Linked DNA regions of Homo sapiens: region 1 is linked to region 2. The links are chromatin contacts, found by Hi-C or POLR2A ChIA-PET in ENCODE. All regions are on one chromosome and are shown on one strand. Each heading gives the region's core, a stretch centred on a gene start or an enhancer-like site at or near the end of the contact. The rest is flanking DNA. Distances are from core to core; before and after follow the strand shown.

What was found. Hi-C counts contacts between places; a loop is a spot of excess contacts on that map. ChIA-PET counts read pairs that join two places held with the same protein, here RNA polymerase II (POLR2A). Pooled maps may share reads with other maps.
Region 1: a loop to region 2 is called in a map with no recorded cell type, with 10 times the contacts of the local background. The contact joins two enhancer-like sites. A Hi-C loop is called at or near these places in 6 of 37 single-sample maps with no recorded cell type and 5 of 50 pooled maps. POLR2A ChIA-PET finds 5 or more read pairs at or near these places in 1 of 52 experiments (HepG2).

The regions. Positions count from the first base shown.
Region 1 is chr14:60,844,105-60,848,197 of GRCh38, forward strand. The region is part of intron 6 of MNAT1 (MNAT1 component of CDK activating kinase); the gene reads left to right. Among named protein-coding and RNA genes, the nearest start is that of MNAT1, 110 kb to the left of the region's middle. Within about 2 kb of position 1,592, at least 2 of the 41 ENCODE cell types and tissues checked have a DNase peak (open chromatin) inside an H3K27ac peak, as active enhancers do.
Region 2 is chr14:60,655,135-60,658,955 of GRCh38, forward strand. No RefSeq gene overlaps it. Among named protein-coding and RNA genes, the nearest start is that of SIX1, 7.6 kb to the left of the region's middle. RefSeq lists enhancers at 1-599, 1-632, 2,177-2,476 and a silencer at 1,827-2,096. Within about 2 kb of position 2,218, at least 11 of the 41 ENCODE cell types and tissues checked have a DNase peak (open chromatin) inside an H3K27ac peak, as active enhancers do.

The DNA of each region.
Region 1 (4,093 bases), core at 342-2,841, 190 kb after region 2:
TATTTCTGTTTTCCTTATTCTGTTTCAATAACTTATCTTGATTACTATAGTAATTCTTGAATTAAGGTAGTATAAGTGTTCCAATTCTTTTTCTTTTTCAAGATTGCTTTTTGCATATCCTTAACATTTTAGATTCAGTTTGTCAGTTTTTACAAAAATTCTTGGTAAAAGTATAATTGATATTCTGATTGGATCTATAGATCAATGTGGGGAGAATTAAGATCTAAAATACTGAGTCTTCCACTACATGTACATGGTATGCTTCATTTATTTAGGGCCTCTTTATCTCAGCAATGTTTTGTAGTTTTCAGTGGTTTGTGTTAGACTTATTGTCATTTTTTTCCCTAAGTATTTTATGTGTGGGATGCTCTTTTCAAGGAAATAGTTATTTCAAATCTCATTTTCTATTGCTTAATCCTGGTATGTATATTTTTACATTGGGCTTGCGTGCGATGAGCTTTTCTATTTTACTTATTGAGTAGTCGTTTTTAGATTTTTTAGGATTGTTTATATAAACAATTGTGTTAACTGCATTTAGAGACAGTTTTACTTCTCTGCCTTTTATTTCTGTTACTTGCCCTATTGCAGTGCCTTATTCCCCACCTAAGAGAGAAATCATTTAGTCTTTTGACATTATATGTCATACTAGCTGTAGAATTTTCATGAATGTCTTTCATCAGATTGAGGAAAGTTCCTTCCATTTCTAGAGTACTGAAATTTTTGAAAAGTTATGAGTAGATGTTGAATTCTGTCAAGTGCTTTTTCTGTGTTTATTAAATATCATTTTTCTTCTTTATACTGTTAGTGATTTAAATTGATTCATTTTTATATATTAACTTTGCATTCTTGTGATAAATTCTACATGGTTATGATATATGTGAATTCAATTTGATAATATTTTTATTAAGGATTTTTGTGTCTGTATTCATCAGGGATATGGCTCTATACTTTTCCTGTAGATGTCTTTGTTTAGCTTTGGAGTAATATAATGTTTTTATCAGTAATGCTAGCAATGGTTTTGTTAGCGTCATTGGCTTCACTTGAAAGTGGGGTCTACTACCTTATGTTTGAAAGAGTTTGTATGAAATTAATGTTTTTTTTTTATGTGTTTCTATAGGGTTCAGTAGTGAAACCATCTGGGACTCTAATTTGTTTGTATATAGGTTTTTTATAAACTCAGTTAAAAAATCTACTCAGCTTTTCTCTATTTTTTTTAGTAAGTTGTATTTTTCAAAGAATTTGAGAATTTCATCTAAAGTGTATTTGTTGACATAAAGTTGTTTATAATATTTTCTTAATTCTTTAAATGCCTATAAGAGTTACACTGCTAATTTTTAGCAAATTCCCAGCACTCTGCCTTTAATCTTGATTAGTCTAGGTAGATGTTGTTGATCTAGTCACTGAACCGGTTTTTTCTTAAACAGTTATTGAAGTATAATTTACATACAATAAAATCCACTCACATTAAGCATATGATTTAATAATTTTTTAGTAATATTAAAGAGATCTGCAACCATAATCTTGTTTTAGAATAGTTTATCACCTGCAGAAGATGCCTTGTGATAGTTGATAGTTACTTCTGCTTTCACTCCGAGCCCTAGGCAACCACTTCTCTACTTTCTGTTTCTGTATAGTTATCTTTTTTGACATTTTCTATAAATAGAATAATACAAAATGTAGTCTTTTGAGCCTAGCTTCTTTGACTTAGTGTAAAGTTTTTGTGCTTCATCCTTGTTTTAGTGTGGCTTTGTTAGACTTTAGTATGAGGATAATATTGACCCCATAAAATGTTTTGGAAAATATTCCCTTGTCCTCTGCTTTCTAGAAGAGTTTCTGAACCATTGGTATTATTTTTTCTTGAAATATTTGATGGAATTTACCAGTGAACCATCTGGTTTTGGCTTTTATTAATGAGAGGATTTCCAAATACTGTTTCAATTTCTTTACTAATAATAAGCCTATTCACACTTCCTTTTTCTATCCCCGTTTCTTTTTCCTTCCTCTCTTTTCCCTCCCTCTCTTCCTTTCCTCCCCTTGCCTCCCCTTCCCCATTCTCCTATTCCTTTTTCTTTTTCCTTCATTCCTTGTCTTGATATTTTGAGTATTCCTAGAAATTGGTCAGTTTCTTCTAAGTTGAATTTCTGTAGGGTCAGGATCACGTTCACTCTTTTATTTCTTATTTTGGTAGTTTTGTTCCTTCTCTTTTTTTTCCCTTGGCACATCAACCTAGCGGTGTGACAGTCTTGTTGATCTTTTCAAAGAATCAACCTTGGTTTTAAGAATTTTTAAAAAATTTTTTTTGATTTCCATTTCATTGATCTCCATTCTAATATTTATGGTTGTCCTTCTGCTTATAAGCTTTGCTCTTCTTTTCCTAATTTCTTAAGGTGGAAACTTGGGTTATTTATTTGAGGTCTTTCTTCTTTTCTAAAAATAGGCATTTAAAGCTATAATACCTCTACATACTGCTTTTGCTACAATAATATGTTGTATTTTCATATTCATACAATTGGATACATTTTTAAATTTTTTCTTGTGATTTCTTGTTTGACCATGGATTATTTAGAGGTTGTTGTTCTAATTTAATTCCACTTTGGTTTGAGGGCATGCTTTGTATGATCCCAATTTTTAAAATTTACCGTTACTTATGTTATGGCCAAATATATTTTTTATTGTGGAGAATGTTCCACAAGTACTTGAAATTTTATTCTATATTTGGGAAGAATGTGTTAGATGTTAGTTACATCATGTTGCTTGATGGTTATGTTGAAGTCTTCTGTGTCCTTACAGATTTTCTGTCTAGTTTGTCTATCAATTATTGAGTGGAGTTTTGAAATCTCTGACTATTATTGTTGAATTGTTTATTTCTCTCTCAATTCTGTCCAGCGTTGCTTCATGTATTTTGAGACTCCTTTTGTATGTTTATAATTTTTATATCTTCATGATATTGACCCTTTTATCATTATGAAATGCTTTTGTCTCTAGTAACAGTTTTTGTCTTAAAGACTTGTTTTATTTGCCGGGCACGGTGGCTCACACCTGTAATCCCCAGCACTTTGGGAGGCCGAGGCGGGCGGATCATGAGGACAGGAGATCGAGACCATCCTGGCTAACACGGTGAAACCCCGTCTCTACTAAAAATACAAAAAATTAGCTGGGTGTGTTGGCGGGCACCTGTAGTTCCAGCTACTCAGGAGGCTGAGGCAGGAGAATGGCATGAACCCAGGAGGCGGAGGTTGCAGTGAGCCAAGATCGCACCACTGCAGTCTGGCCTGGGTGAAAGAGTGAGACAACGTCTCAAAAAAAAAAAAAAAAAGACTTGTTTTATTTTAGTACAGCTACTTCAGCTCTCTTATGGTTATTGTTTACATTGTTTATCTTGTTTCACACTTTTGCTTTCAACCTATTTTATATCTTTGATTCTAATGTGTGCTGGATGTTTTTCATTTGGATAGTCTTTGTTTTTATAGTGTTCAAGCTATTTACGTTTAATGTTTGTTTTGTATATTTCTCATGGTGCTTTTTGTTCTTCTCTTCCTCATTTATTGCTCTTTTTTGTGTTAAATAGATATTTTCTTGTGCACATTTAAATTATTTTCTTTTTACTATGCATATTTTTAAGTGTTTTTATATTGGTTGACCTAGGGTTACAATATGCATATTGACTTATTACAATTGACTTCATATTAATACTAATTCAGTGTTAGTAATATGTAGAATATTTAATTCTGTATAGCTTCATTCCTTTTCCTCTCCTGGAGAGTGCCATTGTCATATGTATTATATTTTATATGCTGTAAGATTAACCATACAGTTTTACAGGTTTTTTTTTGTAGCTGTTTTGTAAATTTGTTAAGAGGAATAAAGAGAGAAAAGTTTTTATTCAGTCTTTTAGATTTGTCTATGTAATTACCTCTTGAGTATTCTTCATTTCTTTGTGAGAATTTGAGTTACTGCTTGGTATCATTTCCTTTTAGCCTGCAGGACATCTTTACTATTTTTACAGATTCCTCAGTCTTTACCTGGGAATGTCTTTATTCTGCCTCAGTTTTGTAGGGTAGTTTATTTGGATAAAGAATTCTTGGTTTAGTGT
Region 2 (3,821 bases), core at 968-3,467:
ACCCCCGCATTCTGATATTAATAATCCCCGGCTGCCCCTCTTTCCGGGTCATTACGGTACTGCTGGTCTCTAATCAATCCTAATGCGATGGCAATTGGAGTCCCTGATGACTGCGGCTCGGGTTTCTTGTAATGGCTCTACCACATTTTCCTGGACCTCCTTCTTTAACCTGAGATGCCAGGGGGACAAGTCTCTTCTCGGCTGCTGATTACTTCAAGATGTGGGGGCTGGTTTGAACTGAAGGATAAAGACACGCGCACAGCGTGGCTGCCACAGCAGGCTGGGCGGCTGGGGAGAGCAGACGTCTGCACGCGGGGCGCCGCAACCCGAAAACCTTTCGCTACTCTCTTTTCTTTCCCCCATTTTCCAGGCCCAAACTCACCCTGGTGGACCGAGATGAAGATTCTCAGAGCAGATTTTTTTTTTTTTTCCTGGTGCGGAAAGGCCTGGTGGTCTCTGGGACTCTCCAGTTATCGAGCGTTCCCACCCTACAGCGTCCGCCCAGGCGCAGGCCTGCCCCTAGTTCAGGAGTGAACCCCTTCTCCCATTGCAAAGAGCCAGCTTCTTTTTCCTTCGGGTTGTTTTCTCCCAATGCCTTCCTCCTCCCCAATTGCCCAATTGTAGAGTGGGTGTCCTGAAGAGAAACTGGAATCTCTGTCCCGCCCCCCCGCCCCCATCTCATTCACTAACCCTTGACCTTTCTCCTGTTCCTCATCCCAGCAGTGCCTGAAGTTCCCAACCTGTTCCTGACCCAAACCCCAGACCCTGAGACCAGAAGCTTGGCCTGGTCATGTTGGGATATGACCTCTTCTCCCTCGACCTTTGGGGATTCGTCGCTGGGAATCCTTAGCCTTTAGAGATAAAGGGCCAACACTCCTTTCTCGCTGGTGCCACCCGGAGACGACCACAAGTGGGAACTTGCGCCTGCCTCCCTTCTCCCCGGCCGAAAGCTCTAGTTCGCCTCCCCTACCCCCGGTCCAGGCTCGGCAGCGAGGCAATCAGCACGTTCGCGGCATTTGTATTCTTCCATTTCTCAGCCTAAGCCATTTAGTGTAACCCGAGCTCAGGATAATTGCCACGTCTCTGCCGTGATACTTTTTAAAACAAGATAATGCTTCTGAATTGCGGAAGAAAGTGCTGCGGACAAATTGGGCGCTGAGCTGCTGAGATGGATCGCTTTGTTAGTGGAGGCCAGTGGTTTGTGACTCAATTAGTGCATTTCTGGGAGCCGCCTGTGTTGTACAGTAGGGTCAGCTGGAAGCAAACTACCCCTGTGGCTCCCACAAGCGGGTAGGAATTCGGGGGATGGGAGCACTTCAGGCCTGTACCTCAGTCGGTGCATACCCAAGCCGTGGGATCTGTTTTTGCATTCTCACACGAGCATATTGCTCGGGTTCTAAAGGATCCAGATTTTCGCAGACAGAAGCTCGACCGCCTCTGTTCCCAAAAGGGCCGAGCGGCGTTTGTCTGAATCACCAGTCCTCTGAGCAGTGGGAAAAGAGATACTGGGTAGAGGGTGCTGGGAAGGTGCCCACTCATCCATGCCCCTCTGCGCGTCTCGCCCACTCGCTTAGGCTTGGACTTTGCAACAAGGTTTCCAACACCGCTGCAGTGCTTGACAAAGCCCTCCTGGAAGCCAGCAGGGTGAGGCTGCCAGCAAGCAGGCGGGCTGCGAGGGACGCTTTTAGGACTAGGAAGAAGGCCGTAAGATCTTTCCTTACCTCTACTCAAGTTCACCCGCCACCCTCACCCATCAACCCTCGTGCAGGCCCGGGTCCACGTTTCGCGGACTGATCCTGAGCCTCAGTATAACTCGCTGTGCCAGGTGCGCGCGCGCAGCCAAGTATCCGCGCGCGGACGCCGGGGAGGCTTCACCGCCCGGTGTGCTGGCGGCCCCGCCCGCTGGCTCGCAGAGCGGGGTCTCGCAGAGCTGGGCCTCACCCGTCGCCCCGCCGCCTGCACCAGAAACTCCCTCCCCGGGCTGTGCGGGAGCTCTTGGGCGCCGCGTCTGCGCCGGGGCCGACTCCGCCCAGGCTTGTAGCCAGAGGTCGCGCTATCTCGCCGGGCTGGCCCGGCGCTCTCTGGGGTTGTTCCCTCGGGCGGTGCATGGGGCCCACAGGCGTCGGGGCTTGAGGGAAGAGGGGCCGGGGCCTGAAGGGCGGGGACCACAACGAGGCGCGGGGAGGTCAGTGGAGCGGAGAGCCGGCGCAGGCCGGCGGCGGCGCGGCCGGAGGAGAAAGAGGGCGCTGTCTTCCTGGCAAAGGAGTTTTCGCCTGGCCGGCAGGAACCGAAACAACAACAACAACAAAAAAAAAAGAAAGAAAGAAAATCTGCTCCGCCGAGTCCCCGGAGTGAAGAGCGCGCGGCGGGAAGGGTCTGGGGTAGCGGAGCGGATTCTCGGCCCAAAGCCTGGGGACCGCTCAGCCCACCTTGGCTTCGCCAGCGCCACGTAGCCCCGGACGGCACTCGCGAGGAGGGAGTTTTCTTTGGCTTCTTTAGCTGTTTCCATAATCGCCTTCTTTTAGGGCCATCCCTCCCTCACTTTTTCCCTCCAAAAACTGGAGGCGTTGGGATAAGGACGGCGACGCTTCGCTGGCGAATGAGGTGCCTCAATTTGCCCGAGGCGAGCGGGGAAATCGGGATCTCCTTTCATGAAGCCGAGTTGGCTTCTCGGTTTCGTGGAATCTGCGGCCGGAAGCCGCGACCCCAGCCAGTCATTCGCGTTGAAGCGCCGCAGCAAGTGGCAATGCTTTTGGCCGCGCATTGCCCAGGAACAGCAAAGAGATGGAAGACCCTCTCATTTACCATCACCAACTGGTCGGGGAGCACACGCAGAGACCAATAAGGTCCCAAAGACAACTACTATCAACCATTCTCCACCCAAATCCACACATCAAAAAGACTGAACTTGTATTAATGCGGGTGAAACAGCCATCCCTCCATTCCAAAAGTACATACTTCTCTGTCATCTACCCAGGATAATTTGTTCTTGCCTTTCCATGAGCGTAGTAAACCAGGCAAAGCAAAACAAAAGGATCCCAGACTCACTTATCTTCTGCCTTGAAAGGTCGCTCTGGATTCATGGACATATTTAAAGGCCCTCCTGATTTGTACATAGATACTAGAGCCGATCATCTCCATCCACCTCTGCCGCCAGAGCGCCTCAAACTCCAGTCTCTATTTGAATTTCCTGTGAAGTCTTGACTCTTCTGTAGCCCCTCCAGTAGAATCCAGGTGGCCTTGTAGTTCCGCCTTTGGCAGGAGACTTATTTCCTAGGAGTAACTGGGTGGGCTGCAGTCCGCCTGCCTCTTCACATTGAGAAGCGCTTCTCTTGTGGGAACGTCTGTTTCTATTCAGCGGATTTTCTAATTTCTTTGATCAGCCTAAATATTTTCTTGGCAAACGGAAATTGACCATGCCATGAATATGATAACAACCTGCTTGGAAAAAAAGCTATTTTGTTTCCAAGCAGCAGAAAAAAAGGGGTGGGGGGACGGTGAAGGAGGCTGGCTGTTAGGAATGCCTGTAACAGATTCCAGCACATACATCTTTTTGCAGTCTCTGAAGCAGCTTTGTGAAAACTGCCTTTTCTCTCTCGTGAAGCTTCTTTCCTTCCTCTCCTCCTCTCAGTTAAACACACACCTGGTCTCCTAAAAGCCTTTGATACTCTTTATTAAAAAATAGAACTTCAATGGATGCCTCAGGAGACTTTCCCTTTAAAACATAGATGAAAGGCAAGGTTAATACAATGTTCTCTTAATCCCTTTGCCTTCTGAGTCAAAATAAATATTTTCTTCTGCATGTGATTGTACATCCTGCC